Linked DNA regions of Mus musculus: region 1 is linked to region 2. A link is a loop called in an ENCODE intact Hi-C map of the cell type or tissue named here. Cell type or tissue: heart. All regions are shown on one strand.

What was found. A loop is a pair of places that touch in the nucleus more often than their neighbours do. Peaks named below come from ENCODE experiments on the same cell type or tissue, not always from the same donor. Only the 100,000 strongest peaks of a DNase experiment are listed, where the experiment ranks them.
Region 1: a loop joins it to region 2, with 5 times the contacts of the local background. A loop is called at or near these places in 2 of 42 quality-filtered maps.

What each region holds. Positions count from the first base shown.
Region 1 is chr2:116,673,420-116,681,419 of GRCm38, reverse strand. No RefSeq gene overlaps it. Among named protein-coding and RNA genes, the nearest start is that of Gm13990, 200 kb to the left of the region's middle. In heart, no CTCF peak of the experiment used is centred here; no DNase peak of the experiment used is centred here.
Region 2 is chr2:116,816,565-116,824,564 of GRCm38, reverse strand. All of the region lies in intron 3 of Gm13990 (a long non-coding RNA gene), which reads left to right. Among named protein-coding and RNA genes, the nearest start is that of Gm13990, 58 kb to the left of the region's middle. In heart, a CTCF peak has its summit at 3,014 (motif pointing right); no DNase peak of the experiment used is centred here; H3K27me3 peaks cover 199 bases.

The DNA of each region.
Region 1 (8,000 bases), 140 kb after region 2:
CCTGGGCTCACAGGTGAGTGTTACCTCACAAGGTTTTCCATGTTCTGGGTTCATGGGTAAGTGTCACCTCACAGGATTTTAGATGTCATTTTATAGTTAATTCAAATCCACTCATTTTTTCTTTTTGTTAAGGAAGGTGAAATGTTCAGAGCTGTTATTTGAAAGGTGAATCAGATAAGGGAATATCAGAGCTCGAGACGAGTTCATTAGATGGTTATCATGGAGTAGGTGGGAAGTGAGAAGCCTGACTGGGGAAGGATGCTGAGGACTGATGGCAGAGAGGCTTAGATGATAATGAATATGGATGAGAAGATGACACTGCCTTTCACTGGTAAAACCAGCTTGTTGGAATACAGACTAAAATGATGCTAGCTATAGAAGGGCCTTGGATGCTGTATCTGTAAGTCAAACTGAAATATTAATGAAATACTGCGCGGAAACATTCCTTTCTCAATTGTCCTATGTCTGAGCTTGTTTGGGCTGGAGAGTATTAACCTACCACAGACTATAAAAAAAATTCCCAGAAAACACTACTTGCTTTTTTTTTTTCTAACTCAGGGAAGTCACTAACTTCTGTAGTAGATTCAAGAAGGGATTAAGTAATTATCCCTAATAGCGGAAAGTAAATTGTAAAATCAAATGTTATCTAGTCTCCAAATTGCAATCTTTTTGAAATACAGTAACCTGAAATGAAATATGCCTTTTCTGAAAGACAGTATGATGAAGAATATAAGGTCACAAAGGCAATAGAGGTGAATGAAATATGATAAATATGCCATATTGTATCAGTGTATTTAAAATGTTATAGAGGTATAAGGTTTAAAATGTTGTTCTTATATTTGCTGCAGACAAGCCATTCGCTTGTCAGTTTGTGATTTCAGGTTCTTTCTATGGAACATTCACAATTAAATTCTTTGCATCTGAAGCAATGGGTTGAAGACTAAAAACCAGCTTTAGAGGGGCTTAACCCTTGAGAGGTGTGGACTTAAGAAGGATGGTGGTCCAAATCAAGAGTCAGAAGGGAGACCTATCTTCAGTTCCTGTCTCTGCCTTTTTTTTTCACCTACACGTATAATATTGGTGAAACGCCTTTTCTCTATCCACCTTAGCTCATGTGTAAAACTGGAAATATCAGCACTGATTTCACAGAACTGTGGCCAGGCTTAAGAGGTACCTGTGCAAATGAGATTCATATTGCCTGGTTATCTTATAGGTGCTGAATAGACAATAATCACTGTTTCTGCTTTACCCAGGTAGCTTCTCTCAGTATGTTTCCCATGATGTGGAAGCTACATAAAACAGAATACCACATTTGAGTGTAAACCTTAAGTAAAAATTTAATTTTTTTCTAGTCCTTGATCCCAATTCAGCCCTCTGAAAGGACACATGGTTTTATTCTTCTGGATGGCAAACCTTTAACTATTTGACAATCGTTGTCACAACTCTTGTCTAGTTCTCCGTAGTTCAGCCAAGTGAATGATCTACTTGGGCCCAGTTTTGAGGGCAAATTTCTTACTTAGAAAGATCAGAATAGCTGCAGATTTCCATTCATTCTCCTGGCCCTCTGTCCCAGAGACCTGGGATGTGGGTGACCTTAGTGGAGATGGATAACAGTCGGGACATGGAACCTGAAGAGGCCACCTCCTGCAGCCAGGCAGGACCCCTAGTGGAGGGATAAGGGCACCAACCTACCCACAAAAGTTTTGACCCCAAATTTGTCCTGTCTAAAAGAAGTACAGAGACAAAGATGGAGCAGAGATGGAAGGAATTGCTAACCAATAACCGGCCCAACTTGAGACCCATCCCATGGGCCAACATGAATCCCTGACACTATTAATGATATTCTGTTATGTTTGCAGACGGGAGCCTCGCATTACTATCCTCTGAGATTCTACCCAGCAGCTAATTGAAACAGATGCAGATACCCACAGCTAAACATTGAACTATTGTGGAAGAGTTGGGGGAAGGATTGAAGGCCCTGAAGGCATTGGGAACTCCTTAGGAAGACCAACAGAGTCAACTAACCCAGACTTCTGGGAGCTCTCAGAGACTTAGCCACCAACCAAAGAGCATACATGTGCTGGACCGAGATCCCTGGCACATACGTTGCAGAAGTGCAGCTCTGTTTCCATGTGTGTCCTCCAAACAACTGGAGCAGAGGCTCTCCCTAGAGCTATGGCCTGAATGTGTATCTGTTCCTCAACAGGGCTTCTTTTTCTGGCCTCAGTGGAGGAACCCAGCAGAGACTTGATGTGCCAGGGTAGGAGTATACCCAAGGGGGTACCCTCCCAGAGGATAAGGGGGTGGGGGATGGAGAATGGAGGAAGAACCCTGTGGGTAGACCAGGAGTGGGCAGCATTTGGGATGGAAGTAAAGAAAGAAAGGAAAAGAAAGATATAAAGAAAGGAAAGGAGTAAAGAAGTAAAGAAGACCAGAGTAAACATTCTATGATGTGGGAAGTTACGTTATTTCTCCACTAGCAGTGTTTTTGTTCCTTGCCTCTGAACGAGGTTAGCTATTTTCAATGTACATTTATGATTCTATTTATATTAGTGTGAGTTTTGTGAGTTGATAATATTTTTCTTTGTTTTATAATCAGTCATCTTATTATAGCATCTGAGTTTAATCATCAATGGCCCTGAAGTAGTTGTTAGAGCTAAAAGGTACTAGATATTTCTTTTTTATATATGTGAGTTTATCCAGTGACATACGAGGTGGAGTGGGGGGGGGTGAATTTACCTGATGTTTTAGCTGAGTTCATTTTCCCAGAACCTTTCATTTAGTATTCCTGGCAGTTATTCATAAAGCATATGTTTAGTGTGTCCTTATTTGTTTAGAATGAGGGTTGAGAGTTTGACATAATTTGGATGGTGAAGGATTTTATTATCCAGGCAAGTCCAAATGGCTAAAAAGTTATATAAATAATCATGGGGGGGGTGTCAGCGCACACACTGTATAATATCCCAGAAAGGGCACCAGCTCAGGGTTACATGAAGGACTGGAAAATCAATAATTCTGACTGAAGCAGAGAGAGTGGATGAAGTGCGAAATGGGGTATCTATTGGGTAGGGGGAAAGGTGTAGGCCCAGAATGAAGAGCAAACGCAGTGTTTAGAGGAACTGTTTGACAGAGCTCAATGTGGCTAAAACAGCACAGATGAACTAAGGGCAGGAAGGACAAGCAGCACATGCTAAGGGACTGAATATCCTATAAAAGCAGTGACGGGCCTTTTCAAGGTTTTTAGTATAGGAATGGTGTGGTTTTCACGCTGGAAACCCAGTGTATTTGAAATTCAATAATAGGTAAGCCTAATTCTGTCAATCAAAAGGGGGACTGTGATTTTTTTCATTTGTTTTAGATACTGAATGTAGAAGGAGAAGCCAGTTTAGAAGGACTGGGGAGATGGGGAGGGAAGGGAGTGGTGAGTTCAGACAGAAGCAGAGTTTGGGGTAGCTTTGGCACCTCCCATGGAACATGCTTATAAAGTACATGTACAGGACTGAGGTTCCAGCGGGAATGTTGTCTGCACAGTTGTCACTCATCAACTGAGAAAGTATTAAGGCCATAAGGACAGACACAGTTTCATAGAGGCTACATAGGAAGGAGAATGTACGATGTTGAGCAATATGCTTTCTGCCCTAAACTCAGGTTTTACTCGGCATCTCATGAAATGGTATTATTTGGAAATAAGATCTTTGAAATTTTAATTAGTGTTAAGTTGATAATGAAGTGGACCACAACTTGGTGGTTGACATTCTCATGAGACAAAGCACAAAGAGTCCTTCCCCATTCATCCTGGGAGACTACCCTACAATGATGACAGAGGCAAGAATATTGTATCTAGAATTGTTGCCAGCCATCACCAACAAATGCCAGGACTGAGATGGGCAGAGATTCAGGTCCTAAATCCACCTGGGTTATGGTATCTGGTCATGGCAGCCTCGGGAGAGCAATGCCAGTATGACCTTGAGTCTTGCTGCTTGAGTGCCTGCTGGTCTCAGGACTTAGGACACAATACTTGATCTCTCTCTGCTGTGCCTTTTCCCTCAAGCACTGACTAATAATTCTATATGCCTTTCTATACAATCAGTTATCAACTTAAATGATGAAAGTCTTAAACCAGATAGAAAACCTTTTTGTCATTATTTCTTGATACATTTTTATAGTTATTGATTCTTTCAGTGGTTTTAAAAAATTTTATTTTTATTAGTTATAACTTTTGATTGTGTGTGTGGGTTGTATGTGTGCGTGTGTGTATGTGTGGGGGGTCACTGTGTGGGCATGTACATGCAAGTGCAGTGTCCACAGAAGCAAGAGGAGGGTAGAGTGACAGGCAGTTGTATACTGACTGACATGGATGCTCGAAATTGATCCCTGGTCTCTTATTGTTGAGCCATCCTTGTAGACTCTCATTTAGGGATTCTAATCAGGCATATATTAAGCTGCTCAAAGCTGTACCATAGCTCTCTTCAGATTCTCTTTCTACCATTCTCTGTGCTTCATTTTACATTGATGTCTTTATTATTGCTATTACTATTATTATTACTATTATTTTGCTATATGTAACCCATGACATTCTATTAATTGCATTTAAGAAACACTACATACTGTTATTTTCCCTTGGAAATTTGATTCTGGTGTCCTTCTGTGTATCTCTTTTAAATGTTCACCTTGTTCATTGTGTTTTTAACATAAGAATATAGTTATATAAATGGATTTAATGTCCTCGTCTCGTGGTTTTGACACCTGTTACAGTTCTGAGTTGGCTTTGATTAGTTGATTACAGCTTATTTTTCTTGTTTCTTTGATGCCTTGTAAACTTTGATTAAATGCCAGGCATCAAAAATTTTACATTGTCGGGTACAGGATATCCTTGTATTCTTATCAGGAGTCACATGCTATGCCAGCAAATTTACTTGAAATAGGCTTTTTTTTTTTCATGTTTTGTTTTTATGCTTTATAAGGCCTAACAGGGGAAGCATTTCATCCTGGGGCAGTTTTGTGTGACAACTGAGCTGTGTTGCTTTTCTGGGAACTCTTTCAGGTACCTTATGATTTATAAGGCCTTTCCTAACTTCTTTGTGGGAAAGTCGATTATTCCTGCCTACCATTAGGCCCAAGGATTTCTCTGTCTCTCTTGTCTGGGCCAGCATTTCCCTCTCATGCCCTAATGGTCACCAAGCTAAAGAGTTGAGTGAGACCTTCTGCAGGTTTAAAGTCCTTTCTGTGATGCTCTCTTGTTTGGGGAATCTGTGCATGAGAAATTTAGTTACCTTGGACTTTTCCATACCCAGATTCATCTTCCCAACCCACTGCACAGTTTTGATTTACTCTCTACTGTGGTAGGCCCAATGTTTTCTCTAAGCACTTTACTGGGAAATTTTTAATACTTCAGTTTTTTTCTCTTTCATCCTGAGCTTTCTTAATGCGGGATGTTTCAGAGAAAAAGGTTTCATACCTTTAAAAGTTTATATTATTATTTCAGGCATGTGAGAAAACATAGTCCCTGTTTCTCTGTGAGCCTGTTTCCATGTGATTTTCAAATTTTGTGGTTTCATTTCAGAAACAATCAAATGATAGATCATTGGGTTTCTATGAGAAATGTTGGGGGAAGTTTTTAACTTCAAGAGAGTAAAGAAGCAAGGCCTCAGCTATACAGGATAGGTTTACAGCTGGCCATTTGTCCCTAAGGTGTTACCGTATCTAAGAATGGATGGCAGGTAAGGAGTGTGGCTCATGGCACTGTGTCCTAAGAACACAAGAGAATCCATTACACATTATCATGCTAGTGTTTAGAGACAGTGGTAATCTCCATTCAGATTAAATGGTGCCTGATTTTCAAAAGAATGACTTCTCAAACTTACACACACACACACACACACACACACACAGAGGTATGCACATACATAGAATAAGGTTGGTGAAGTCACTCTTCTCTAGCATGTGCAAGCCTTGGGTTAATATGTAGGAACACAAGGCAAGAGGAAAATAGTATAAGAAAATAATTTCTATAAAATTGTGCAAAATGACATGATTAGGTAGCTGGCTCCATGTAGGCACGTGAAACTGTGGGCACAATGTCCCAGACTTTGGCAAGATGACACATTTCTGTATGGCATGACTTGTTCCCAAATAACGCAGAACCGTGAATGCTAAGTACACAAATACCATCTTTCCCTATTACCTTGTGCTTACCTTTCTTTTGTTTCTCTGCATACCTAAAGACAGAGGTTTAGGAAGGGGAATAAAACGAGAGAAGAAAAAAGAAGAAAATAATCCACAAAAATTGCTGAACCAGTTATTTGAGTTTACACATGGCTAAGCTGGGATTACTCTGAAAAGCCAAATCCACAGCTGGAATGTGGTGATCACACCAAAGTGCTTGTGTACCGGAGAGGCCTGGTGGTGCCTGCCATCAAGACTTTACTGTGTAGCTGGAACAGCGAGCCAGCCCATCACCTCTTTATATCCTCTTTAATTCTTAGATCATAAGTGCTACTAGTGCCAGCCAAAGGCCTCATAAATCATCTTTAGTGCTTGGCCACCAGTTTATTGGCATAAGCCTTTTAAATTTGGGCTTTGCTCATCCAGGTAGAGCAAAAGGCTTTCTGTTTTGTGCCTGGAATGTTGTTCAGCACACAGAAATTGATTTGAAAGTGAGACAGGAGACAGCAGTTGATGAAGACATCCATTTCGACTTTACTCAGGAGAAAGTGCTGAGATAATTTAGATTTGGGTGCTCTGTATAGTTTCTGGATATGAGATTTCTACTTTCCATGAAATTGGGACCCTCACTAGCAAGTTGAATTTATTCTGCTGTCCAGGACATGATGGAATAAGATCCTCAATAATCAGCCACCCTCCCCCACACATATATTGTACCCAAGACATCATGAACACTTGGCATTGGTGAACTTTAGGGTTCAGAGTTTGAGTGGATTTCCTTCTAGATTAGATTATTCAGGATTAGACTGCAATTAAAAATCTGGGAAGGGGCTGGAGAGATAGATGGCTCAGAGGTTAAGAGCACTGACTGCTCTTACAGAGGTCCTGAGTTCGATTCCCAGCAACCACGTGGTGGCTCACAACAATCTATGATGGATCTTGTGCCCTCTTCTGGTGTGTCTGAATACAGCAATATTGTGATCATCTATAATAAATAAATTAAAAAAAACCTCTGGGATGAAACTGGAGTAAATTTACTAATTATTCTTATTTATAAACTACCATTATTGACATAAATGTTCCAGGGAAATTTCATTCTTTCTGAGCTTTTTTAAAAAAAAAACTTTCATTAAAATGGAACAATCCCTTTTCTTTTGGTTGAACCTGTGCATATGAGATTCAGTTTCATGGGTGTTTACGTAGAGTTGCAGTGCTTAGAGAGGGTATGTAAGAGGGAGCATGGAAAAAAAAAACATAAACAAAAAAGCTTTTGTCATGAAGGGAGGTAAACCAGGAGCCAAGTAAACATGTCAGATGACAACTTGAACTGGTCATTGGGACATCCAATGATATAGAGGCTGGATGGCATCTATTTACTAGAGAATAAAGTCAAGGGATCAGAAGGAAATATATAATGTGTATGACATCCAGGTGTACAGTTTTACCAGGCCACTATTCACCCTGTATTCCAGAAACAGATTCAAAGTGGTACAGTTGCTTGCTACAAAGCTGGTCAGAGAACTCACTCGACAGGACATCAGTGAGCAGCTTGCTTGTTAAACAAAAGTGGGTACTGGCATCTTCTTTGAAATGTTAGGCACAGTAGAGAACACTGGAACAAATGTTCAGCTTACTTCTGACCTGGTTTGGTTTAGTTCTGAAATCTTCTTCCTGGGGTTCAGAAGATGGAATGGGGCCTCATGCTAAGCATATGCTGGGTGGCGATGCTGGCTGCTGACCATAAACCTATATCAAAGGACTACTCCAGGAGTTGTGTTAACACCTCATTTACACCCCCCACACACAAGAATCCACCACACTGAAAGTACCTTACA
Region 2 (8,000 bases):
CCGTGCATACCTAGTGGCCTTGTGGTCAGCTTCATAACTGTTTTATTTAGTCGCTAATGCAGTGTTATAAGCAAATATGGATAGGATTTGTGCTAATTAAGGTAAATAGAGCCAAGTTGAATCAGCTTTCCTAGGCTGAGGTCTTTTGTGGAAGTGGTTTCAACTTGCTTCCTTGGCTCTAGGCTTGCACATCGTATCTTAGGAGATTGCTTAGAAGCCACTATTTGATATCCCAGAAACATATCCAGGTTACAGATAAATAAGCCCGCTAATACAGATAAAATACTGCTAATGAAGAGTGTCTGCGATGGAGCTGAACTAGGAATCTGGGCACCTCTTTATTTCAGCTGTTAAGATTCTGCACTGAAGCAGAAGGAAAAAATGCCTTATTTTCCATCTGGAAACGAGGTAGTATAGTGACACGAGTACGCACAGAGTCACTGAAAAACAAGAGTGGCAGCAGCAGCTACCCAATCACCCCAGCATTTAGTTTTGAAACATGTCGCAGATAGACGTCTTACTGTACAGAGTCTAAACAGAACTCGTATTTTTACATACTGATTTCTAAAGTGCCGTTCAGGCTCCAGATGACTACTGTGTAATGAAGGGGGTGGTGTGTGTGTGTGTGTGTGTGTGTGTGTGTGTGTGTGTGTGTGCGTGTGTGTGTGCGCGTGTGTGTGTGTGTGCGTGTTTCTACCTGTTAGGAATTTGGAGGAGGAAGCTGTGTTCCACTGCCAGGCAGGAGTCTCTGAAGAGTCCTGGAAAATAAGCATGCCTTTAGGTTTGAACCAAGGAAAGATAGAGAAGAGGTTAGACCATAGAGGAATCAGAATGGACTGTAATTCCAGGTTGGGCCTGTCTCTCATGGTGCCAGTTGTCTTACTCTTGGCAAATGAGTTATTTTCAGTTAAAAATGGGGTAGAATTAGGACCCCGCCTTGGAGCTTCGGAATGCTTTTTACAGAACAGCAGCTTCCAGCACAGAAACAGGATCTGTCCGCATTGGTTAGAGTTATTCAAGCATGAAATATTAAGAGAAGTTTTTTTTTTTTTTTTTTTTTTTTTTTTTTTTTTTGTAGAAGTAGTAGGGGACAAAATAATTATCGGCTTGTACTACAGCTCAACAATTAACAAGAAACAAAATCCTTTCTTAGGCTTAAAACCATTTCTACATTAAGCACCGTAGCTCTTTCCCCCTCCTGCGGGCCCACCCACAGGATCTTTCCTGGCTCTGCCTGTGTCTTTGGGGTCTTTTGGGGGCAGGGATGTAGCAGTAGACATTGGACCAAAAAATAGTGTGTTTCCTAAAGCACAGAGTGCTCTCGTGTCTCCTTTGAAGTTATTGCTTTGGAAATGGACACGGATGACTTACAGTGTGTTTATGGTAGGTACAGTGAGCAGTGAGGAGATAGGAGAAGAACAATGCAGACTCTGGGGTAGAGAGTTCATGAGGACATCACAGGGATGAGTCCAAAAGGCAAAACAATTACTGCCATCGTGAATACTGAAGGAAGGGCAGAGAAATCCAGCAAAATATACCTAATAGATAATATTTGAGTTAATGATGATCTGAAGGCTCGCTAGCATCTCCAAGGAACTGGAGTTTTCCTGTATCCTGTGGCAATGACATTTAAAAGGACTTTTCCATTCAGGCCCTAACCACTTGGGTGATTCTGTACTTAGCTAAATAACTGAAGACGCTCTGGGTTGTAAGGCAATTTCTGTTCCCAGCTGCATTAAAATGCTATTATTAATTATCTCCTTTGGTCTACCATTATGCCTTTATTACACACATATTGTTGGCCTCTGTGATTATTGAAAGGTGGTGCCATACACAGAGGCATTACGCTTAAAACAATAGAAGCTGTTTATTTGCTTGTAGGAGATGTCAGGGGGAGACAAGCATTGTTGGCTAGAATTGACTTGAGGAAGTAAGGGGAGACTGATCGCAGCTCAGCCTAACAGTGTACGAGACACACGCTCCTACATGGCGGCTTCCATCATGCATTTCCCACGGAAGAAGGGGTGGGGGAGTGGGCACTGAGTAAATGAAGGTGAATACAGACTCAATTGTCGTGTGTGACAAGACACTTTCTCTCTTTGTTTAATATATAAATCAGGAGCACTTAGGAATTGATATTAATTAAAATAATGTATTTGCTTTCTTTCAACAGTAGTGTCAGCCTTGTTAAAAACGGAACACTAGATCTTCAATTAGACTTTCAATATTAAAAATCTCTCATGAAATATGAATTAACACTTAACTTGTTGCTCATCAGATTAAAGGAGAGAAAAGTGCAATGGATACTCATCTTTAAGCTTTCCTAACCCTGAGAGTAAGGTGATGTCCAGAGGCAGCACGGATCAGGGAGCTACTATTGTTACCTTCCAATAGGAGTGACTGCATCTCAAGAGACAGCAGAGAATGCCATTGTGTCCCCAGTATGATCTTCACATTGAGCAGCTAATGCATGGTGAATCTGTAAATGTCCTACAGTGAAAATGTAATTGTCCTTAGAATTCTGTCAATGTATATTTAGGGACAGGAACAGAAAGGGGCTTGATGGTGCTCTGCAGTCTCCCCCACATTCAGAAAGATTATGAAAACACTATGAAACGTATTGTATTTAAAGCACATGTTTTCTCTTTAGCTATATTGAAGTCTGGAAGCCAGTGAGCACTTCCAAGGGAGCAGGTGGAGAAAATGGCATTGCCTGCTCTCTTCAGATAGACACTGGATGTCATGCCATTCTGTTTCACTGGTTGCCTGAAGTTCCACCAGACATAACTGAAATGGCCAGGCTCAGGCTTCATAGTGCATCCAAAGATACATTATGAAACTCGAACGATCTTGTTGGCAATGTGTTGGCTTTGGTGAAAGCTGCCCATAAATGTGCTTGCTTATAAAGCACATCATTGTTCTTTTAATTACGTCCCACCTGGATTTATACATATGGAAAAGGTGACTGAATTTTAGACCTCTCTCCGGGAGTGGTGTGCACCAGAACAGAGAAGCCACAAGGTGGTGGTATGGTGCCATATATATACATTTTTACTGGACAACAAGAAAAGGGGGTTTGTTTAATGAGCTTGCACTCACAAGCCTGCTCATCTAGTGAACTGTGACTTTTCAAATACCAACCTATTAATGTCAAAGGCAATACTGAAGGGAACAGTTCTGTTTGATTTAAAAAATACAGACAATGTGAAGTCCACTATGGCCCAGTATCTATCACCTATGGGGCTCCATTCATGCCTAATGCTTTATTCAAGCTAAGACCTAGTTTTTAGATATCAGATTAATACATATCTGCAGCTTTGCACCTTTCTCGTTTGATTTTTTTTTTTTTATCATCAGGGCTCTCGGGGGCCATTTTCATTCCCTTACTATAGCATCCGAAAGCAGGTGGATTAGAGATAACCCTCATTGTGCTTTGTTTTGCTCCAGACACTGTCATTAATCATTCCGTAAGCCACACTTCACTTCTAGTAATCAGCACTGGCTGCTCCTGAGCTGGGCGAGGATTGCCTCTCACTGTGTAATATGGAATTGGAAGCGAATGGCTGAGGCCAGATGCCTCTTCTGCATTCGCTGGCTATCTCATCATTTAGGTATTTATCCACCTTGGGCTTGTACGGAGAGCACCTCTCTCCTTCCCAGGAGGGCACAGATTGCAACAGAGGATCAGATTTGTTACCCGGGCTTTGGGCTTTGATTGCCCTCTTATAAGTTCAGGATTAAAGTGAAATTTCCCACAGGGCTATGCAGGATTTGCTAGCATTTAACTGTTTAACCTGGCTGTTTGTGAATGAGAATCCTGTGGTCAACTATCCCATAGAGGATATTACAGTAAGCCGAGCCTGAATGGTACACATTCCGGCGTGTTCCTGTGAAGATGGGTGCAGTTGATTCCAATTAGCTTCGTGTCTGATGCTGGTTGTATTCACGCACACAGAAAGCAGGAACAGGGAGGTAAAAGCAAGTCAAAGCACTCTCATTCACAAAATATCCATATTGGTTTCAAACAAGCACAAATGCTGTCCCTTAAACGATAATTTCTACTTATGCTTTAAAAAAAGAGGCAATTGGAGAATTATTTAGTTAAGCACCAAGTTTTCTGTTTCCTGTAGTTATTTTCTATTCTTTTATTTGTTTATCATTTCTAAGGTAGTTTGTTTAAAATACCACGAAACTTAGAATATGACCAAAGCAGAGCACAGTTTGTTCATTTGTTTACTGTATGCACAGTGATCAGTATGCATTAGGGAAGTCTTAGGCTACACACAGTACTTACAGATAGAATTTCCTGAATCTTTGTTATTTCTGAAAAAGAAGAAGCCTCTAACATTCCCTTTATCCCCCAAAACTAAGAACAGGAAATTGAGGGAAGAACTATTCAAAAATCAAGTCCATATTATCTTTCCCCCTTCTTTTGTTGTTATTTAGGGTTGGATCTATTGAAAGGAGTGATCTGAAGGATGCTAAAATGATTTTTGTTACCTGGGTTGAAGGAATGTATGCCCACCCTTGTAGCTAAGCTATTTAATATGCTTTTTATATGCTTAAAAAGAGAGTGTTGACTTCGTGGTGTGCTTTCATGGCAATCAGCAGAGTAGTGAAGCAACAGAAATATGGCATTTGGGAAATAATTCTAAACTTTGTGGTGAAAGGGTTTGCAAGATCTTGAACCAACAAAAGCACGGACATTTTATTCTTCTGTAAATCTTCCATTAAATGTTTTAAAGAACTTAATTTTATGATACAACAAAAAAGGTGAGACACATTTTCAGTCGTAATAAGCAAAATAAAACAATGCACATCTGGATTTTTTTTTTTAAAAAAGGCTGGGTCATGGACGATTGAAACATTGAAAACTAAAGACAAAAATCCAAAATCGGTTTTAAGGATGTTGATGGAAATCCTCTTATAGCGGCTTGCGTGGGTGGCAACTGGATCATCTGTGGGGAACTGAAGCTGGGGGAACCACGAAGCTACGGTGAACGGGGCTGCAGACTAATTTATCTGCTGTGCTGCATTGGTGTCAGATCCCCTCTTTAATAGGGAGCCGCTTTCAAAGCTGCTGTGACGGGACCCTGATCTTCAGCCTGGTGGGAGCTTTGCTTGGGGTTAGAAAACAAGAGCGTGGCATAGCGGGTGTTAAATAGCTTTAACCTCATTTGCTACATCCCATGGAATCAGGTCTCTGTCTCTGTCTCTGTCTCTCTGTCTCTCTGCCTCTGCCTCTCTCTCTCTCTCTCTCTCTCTCTCTCTCTCTCTCTCTCTCTCTCTCTCTGTCTCTCTCTCTCCCCCTGCCAAATGCACGAGAAGGCTCCAGATTCACATGAGTGATTTTCAGCTGTGTGTTATGCTCCTGAAGTAACCTCTTCGTTCCCATTGTTTTAGTGTGAAATCATTTCCTCGGGAGATAATTAGGGTTGCTCCATTTATTACATTAAATGATTAGCATGCACTTGAAATGATCCAGTGTATTTTCCTTTATTGCTGATGACTCTTAAATATGGGCCTCCATTCTTAATGGTTAAATTAAGGCTGTCTAGGCTTTTTGTAGCTGACTACAGTGTAGCCAAACAAGAGAGACTTTCTTTTCCAAACACAGGCCAGGTGTGCTGGGCCTAGGGTCTAGGTCTGAAGAGGTTCTATTCATGTAGCTGTCCCACCTGGTTCAACAAAGTGCTCAGCACCAGTGCTTAAAGGGTTTCTCTCCCCAACCCCCTTGGTAAAAATGCTTTCAACGACAGGGTTCTGTCTGCATTACTCTTCCTATGTGTGCAGTGTGTAAGCTGAACACAGAGTGACCCTAGCTCCCATTTCAACAAAGTGTCTCACTGGAAAGGCATGTGCATTATTTGAGCAAGCAGTATGCCCCACAAAGCCATGGGAAATGATATTTTAAGAATCACCAAATATAGATTTCATTTGGATGCAAGGGCTTCTTGCTTCCTTTGAACTAGCCTGGCTGGGTGACCGACAGACCTCCCAAACCCACTGGAAAGTTCAGATGGAGCAGGCATGTACACTAAATAGGCAAGTGCAAAACAAGCCTCCTTCATCCTCTGGTTATCTTATACGTTCAAATTTTCCTCAAGAGATGGTAATAAGTGACCAGATAACAGAATTAGGTTCATTAGGAAAATTTAGACCAGTTTTTTTTTTTTTTAACTTCAAGATACAAACAGGCACATGTTCAGACTAAACCTTGTGCAGGATTACTGGTTTCATATTTGTTCACTCTATCTAAATATGAGCGGAATTTTAATAAATATCACCGTTAAGAGGCAGAATTTTACATAAGGAAAAAAACCCCCTCAAAGTATACAGTACAATTTCCTCCAAACTTCAAATAATTACATATTTAGAGGATGAGGGATCATTATCTGCCACCTAGTCGAAGTGACTCAAGACTGTCACTTTGCTCTTTTTTGATTTGTTTATGTAACGATCACATTCAAAAGCATCATTATTTTTAGGAGAACTGTGAGGTGCTGTTGGGAGTTTACAGTTCATAGTAGAAGCTGGAAAACGAAAACGGCAAAGTAGAAAGGGGATAAGGGACTGGGTGTGTGTGTGTGTAGATCTGGGCCCAGCGGGCTACACTGACAGCAGTGTTTCCTTCGTGAATGGGGTCAGCACTTGGAGGTTCTCACAATCCGACTTCCCAGTTTCAGTGAAAGAAGGAAGTGCCCGGAATCAGGGAGTTCCTTACCAAATGAGAAGAGGAATTCAATACTCCTTTCTTGTAACACACTTACTACTCCTTTCTCATAATTCATATTCCAGATGAATTCTCTGTAAACAGTAGCTAGCATTTCATCATTACAGAGAGGACGGAGTAGGAAGCCGCAGGGGACGATGCTTTGTATCGGAACTTGTCTTCAGGAGGAAAGTCAGCCAATGCTGAGTTGAAAGAGACAGTGCTTTGCGCTGGACCAAGAATGGCATCAACAACAAAAGGATCTTTTTGTTGGACTTTGTTTTCTTGGGGGATAATCAGAGAAACCATACAGGGTTTCTTTTATAAAGTTATTTCAATCTTTTACATTTGAAATGGTAATGTGCTGGTTAAATATTTAAGTAACCACAAATAATCCTTGTGTTTTCCCAGTCGGTCAAACTGATGAAAACGGTCCTGTTTTTGTCTTTCCTGTGATAGCAAAATACGGCTGGGTGCTGGCTGAAGCACATTCTGAAGAAACGCCCGTCTGTCAGTCTATCAGCTATGTCCCATATGGTCTTATTCAAATTCACACAGGGGAGACACATCATTGCAGGAGAGGGGAGAGACGCAGGACTTTTTTTTTTTTTTTTAATTTTAAATCTTAGAAGTGACTAAGGTCCACAGACATCAGGGTTTGTCAGGACATAGGCAGTTGCCATTCTGAATTTTTATTAACCCCTGTCTGGTGATTCTGTTACCTTGACAAGGCAGCAGGCAGGGAGATATACTTAGTTCTCCCTCTGTCCTCCAGCTGGAGATATTATTTACAAATGGCATTCCGGTAGGATTAGGTGTGACCTTTCTGATGAATTTTACCACCAAGTATGATTTACATTATATGCAACATAGGTCTTATTCAAAGTAGCTTAAGTGAATCATAGTCAAATTGTATTATCTTGTAGCCATCCATACCAAAGGAATCTTTGGGAGATGAAAATCATTTATTAGAAAGTGTTGGCAGCCTACTGATGACCCTCCATCTTTACCCTCCTTTAGAACTTCGGAGGGCATGGCCGGTATGTGCCATTCAGAATTCCAGGAGACAGCTTATCCTACTGTAGTATTGTTCAGTGGTGATGGAAGGATTCCCCAGGAGGGGGATGCCTGTAGGTCTTCATCAGCATCCTCACAGAAGGAGTGTTCTAGCCACAAATGATGGAGAGGCTTAAATTGCACTTCTTAGTGTAATTCTGTGAATTTCTTTTTAATGCATGTCTCTTTCACAAAAGATGAAGCTATAACAGTGGCATGAAAGTCTGCACTG